2 separate regions of the Homo sapiens genome follow, and region 2 is linked to region 1. Evidence: read pairs that join two places in POLR2A ChIA-PET (ENCODE). Cell type or tissue: OCI-LY7. All regions are shown on one strand.

Region 1 (2,500 bases):
GACATCACAGGCAAAAAATAGAATGGGAAATGTAAAAAGTTTACCAGGTGTAATTGAATGAAGGACAAGTTTCCTAATCTCTTGTTTACTCTGTTGGAGATATATTTAGGAGAATTTCCTAGTCTGCTTTATAACTTCCTCTTTGGCCACTATCTTGACCTGGAATAATTACAAAAAGAATGTATTAGAGCACAGTAATATTGTCCACAGAAAATCTGTCTATCTGTGCTCATGTCCTCTGGCATCCACCTAGCTTTGTAGCTCATTTCGTTTGGAAAAGAAAAAATAAATACAGAATATTGCCACTTCCTGAGTTACATTTAGGACATGATGTTGTTACTAAATTTACCGTCTTTCACAGTAACATAACCTATGCAATGAGATTTTTTGAGAAGTAATTTTATTTTAAATAAGCGTTAGTATAGAGGCATTTAATCTTGGCAGATATAATTTGCTGTCTTTCAGACATGCTACAGTTGGCGGAAGAGATTACTTTTGTCATGCTGATAAGAAACATGCCATGTGATGTACTATATCATATCAAGTGATGTTATTGAATGACATAGACATCAAATAACACCTTCCCTCAAACCAACCCTTTGTGTATGCACTGTCAGGTTGAATGAATTAACAATAGCAACATACAGGTTTCACACAGACTTTCAAAAATTTTGAGCATTCATATTATGTATTTTTCACAAGGAAGCTGTTTCTTATGTATTTTATGTTAAATTTGAAAAATATATATACTCTGTGTGGATTCATTTTTATGATGTACTTTTTTCTAAAATTGTTTAATATTTATGTTTCAAGTTTTAGAATTGCAGTAAAATCCTATTGTAATTGCCAATGTTAGTGTTTGTCTGACTGTGATTTTTAAAAAATGTAAACCAAAAAATCATTAGGACAATAACAGGTATGATTTCAAGTTATATAGCTCTTAAGCTCATTCAACAAATAATTTTATTTGGTTTTAGAAATAAAATATGAGCTATTTTCTTGTATTTCATTATCACAAAGACAACGAAAACACTTATCAGTGAGTATTCATGTTACCATAACAAATAAGTATGCCACACTAAATTCAGACTGTATGTGATACAAGCCTGCCATCTACTGACTACACAGGAAATAGAAACCTACTTAGTCACAAGAAATGGATGAAACACTTCACAATTAATATTTAAATTTAAAGTAGGATAAAGTAATATTCTATATTTGACCAGTTTTCAGTTCATAATGATAAAAACACCTTAGCACAAGTCTCAGAAGTAGATTAGTATCCTAGTAAATAATTATTTAAAGACAATATAACACATTCAGATACTAATATAATCAATTTTTCTAATCATTAGCACTGCATTGAATCATTCTTGAGAAAAGATGACCTCTAATGAAAATAAATAATTTGAAGTTTCTTAACTATATCATAACCTGCCATGTTAAAAAGTAGTAATAGAGATTATAAAATTTTAAGTTTGTATAAATCCAATGCTTACTCAGTGATGAAAAACTAGATAAGAAAATGTTGCACACTGGACAAAACATATGTAATTACTAGCATTTACAATAATAAAGCTTTCCTTTTACAAAGAATGAAGGTAAAATTTATTGAAAAATCACAAGACGTGCATGTTATGAGGCTGTATAAAATATTTTTGATATCACTTTAAAAATTAGAAAAGACGTACCATTTATGTCTAAGTCAATATTCATTTCTGTATATTTAAACATGCACAGAAAATAATATTCTGATAGATAAAAAATTGGTGGCTATCATTAGGATAGAAGAAGGATGGGGACATTCTTATATTAAGGCCTTGTTTAGGAATAAAAATATTTTAAAATAAAATAAAAGTCATATGGTCAACCATGTTCTACTTTACTTCCCCTTGTGTCATCAAATTCAGTACATAGTTATATTTTATTCGATATTTAAATTTTCATTTTTATCATCAAGCATTTTTATTTGAAATGGAATTATGATAAACAGTTATAGGCACATGACTTTGAGGGTTTTAGTTTTAGTTTTGTTTTTTAAATGACAATCTAAATTGATAATATATCTTTAGAAGTACATATGAATGCAAACAGCAAGTGGTACAGAAAAAAAATTTCATTAAAAATTTAAGATAAATTCTAAATTGATCAAACAAGCCCAAAATACAAAATCTACAAAATGTCAACCTCTAATAATATCTTGGTCATTCTCTGTTGTTTAAATACTTCAAGACAGTCCTAGGTGATAAAAATTGGAGAATGTCAAGAGTTTTAATTTTTAATCATCTTTTCATGTTGATAATAAATGAGTGGGAATTGGGCCATTATTTAAAATAGAAAATTAAAAGATTTGCAGCATTTATTAACTAGCTCTCAGGACCCTAATTATATAAGAAGTATAAATGCAGTCTTTATGTATAATAAAAAAAGTCATTTTTTAGTCTACATATGATCATTTTGTGTGTTCATAGTTTCATATAATAACATATTTTTAATTAGC
Region 2 (2,500 bases), 310 kb after region 1:
TGGGATTGAATGGGCTTGTACAGTTACAAATAGGATTTGGGGTCATCCTTTGCCTTATCTTTAAAACAGTTGTTGTTCAGGAGAAGAATTAAATGCTTATTTTTTTACCTGTATAGAAGCAGAATTTGGGGCCCTTAGGCTGCCTTTCTTCCATGTCAAAGATGTTAATAATGTATCTGCTTACCAATGTGACAAAGAATATGTATTGGCTGGGTTATTTTCTTTGAACTGAAGCAAACACTGAAAACTTTCATTTTATCATTAAAAATCTTTCCCATATAATTTTGCCATATCACACCCCCTGTAGAGCACTACAGTCTATGTTAACTCTGGGCATAAGAAATTCATGGACTTTCCCCCGGTTAATAAATAATATATAAAATATACATATATATATATCAGTGACATAATCTCTTGTGTTTATGTGGCTGAAGAAATATGTAGGTGGATACTTCATAAAAATTGTATAATTTATACATTTTTAAAATTGGAAACCTGAAGCTGAGCTAAGTAAAAAACACTGCCAAGTAAATATGAAAAACTGTGACCACTTTAGGCGAGCTTTCTTTTGAGAGAGCAATATACTTCTGAAGGAAAGTTTTAACAATTATTATACATAATGTATGTCATTGAGCTATTTGTTTATCAGTATCTGAAAATATTGTGACATCAAATATAATTGAACAGTTACTCATGTTTGTAGATGCATTTACTATTAATTTTGGTATAAACACATCAATTACATGTTAAAATACTTGCATTTCCACCAAGAACAGAATGTTACAATTCAGTGGTCATCATGCCATGTAAAAACATGAACGGTCATACAAAAACTTGTTTTTTTGAGAGAATAAAAATAATGTGTGTAATTGAAGTAATCTTTTACACTGAGGCAGAGATAATTTAAAAATGAAAATAATAGCCTCATCGTCAGTCTCCAATGCCATGAAATTTGTGTTAAAGATCTTGTTTCTCTTTGCTACTTAGCAAGGACCCAAGCCATCGGTAGCAACCATTGTGTCTAATTTACACTCTTTATGTCAAAAGGAGAAATGAAAACTAGGGAATGACAGAGGTGAATGAAGCTGTCCTTCCCTTAATTTTATTTAATCACCGTAACCAGCTCTCTCAACATATGCTCCAGGAATAGTTTGGTTTTTATATTATCCACCAGCACCACCAAGTGGTAAAATTTTTATTTTTTCTTGTACAGTGATCGTTGAAGACAAAACAAAATACAATACTGGAATAATATTAGGACTAATTAAGGGCCTCAGTTATATCCAACAAAAAGTACATCCTAGAATCCCCAGGGTTTATTAAAGAACTGTTGAAAAGCTTACATTTCAAAAATTAAAAAAAAAACAAAGATAAGTTTAAAAATAGATTTTGTGGTTATGCTTATTTTTCTTGTGTTTCTTTATATTAATGCCGATAACATAAAAAGGTAAATTAAGAGATGATTTTACAAAGCAATTTATTTTAATTTTATTCCACAATATATACAATTTTACTCTAATAGCATAAATTATACTTTTTATGATCAATATTATTCAATTTGCTGGTAGAAATTTGAAGAATTAAAAAGTGTGCTGTGAGCTAAAATATTTGTTACTTGAGTGAAGTAAAAATGAACTGCTATACAACACTTTTTATAAACTCATGTAATAAAATCATTTTGTTTAGTGATAACATGAAAACAACACATAAATTCTTTGTTTACTAGGAATAAAATTGCATACATATATATGCTTAAAATATTTGTTGAAAATAACACAAATTTTAGGTGTCAACATTTGGGGGGGTTAACTATTTAGATATTTAATTTTCTAAAATATATGTGATTTGCAAAAATAAGCAATGGCAAAACTCAAATCACACTAAAATTGTATTCAAATTTGCCAGGTAGAAAGTGCGAGAATCCCAGTTGCAAGTTGTATTATAACTATCTAGGACGTGAGGGGACTTGAGCACTAGTAATGTGCTCAGGTACATTTCAGTACTCAAGATAAATTAAAATCTAAATCTATTAATACTATTCTACCTTAGAAAATATTAGTGCATTTCATATTGGAAATGAAATGTGTCTGTTTTCAGTATTAGTCCAATTACTCTTAGGGTTGCTTTGTTCAAATATGGAATATTTATATCTCTCTACTTATGCTGTTAGATTGTCTTGTCAAGTGATGATGCATTAAGGACAATTAATATCAAGTTTCAAAATCATTAATAGCAAAGGTTAACCATATAAAATTATTTTGTTCTCATTTATAGCTTGAGCATTCTTCCTGTTGATCAAACAAAGCAAACTTTATTATATTACTGCCATAAAACAACACCACCTTGACAGAGCCTATCATGTCTTTCAAGGAGGAAACAGTGTTTCAGATGAATTTTAGCTCTGGTCTGTATAAATTTAAGAAGGGTTTTCCCATATGGGGATCTATTTAGGATTCAATGTAGCTTATTATCTAATAATTTTGCATTGATGGGCATAGGG

The links. ChIA-PET counts read pairs that join two places held together with the same protein. Peaks named below come from ENCODE experiments on the same cell type or tissue, not always from the same donor. Only the 100,000 strongest peaks of a DNase experiment are listed, where the experiment ranks them.
Region 2: POLR2A ChIA-PET joins it to region 1 with 5 read pairs; 1 of 35 experiments calls an interaction of 5 or more read pairs at or near these places.

What each region holds. Positions count from the first base shown.
Region 1 is chr13:62,318,931-62,321,430 of GRCh38, reverse strand. It overlaps LINC01074 (long intergenic non-protein coding RNA 1074), which reads right to left and starts at 126. Exons shown (of 2, transcript NR_149075.1): 1 at 45-126. In OCI-LY7, CTCF peaks have their summits at 905 and 1,112 (motif pointing left); a DNase peak (open chromatin) is centred at 1,090.
Region 2 is chr13:62,013,148-62,015,647 of GRCh38, reverse strand. All of the region lies in intron 1 of LINC00358 (long intergenic non-protein coding RNA 358), which reads left to right. Among named protein-coding and RNA genes, the nearest start is that of LINC00358, 15 kb to the left of the region's middle. In OCI-LY7, CTCF peaks have their summits at 997 and 1,198 (motif pointing left); a DNase peak (open chromatin) is centred at 1,157.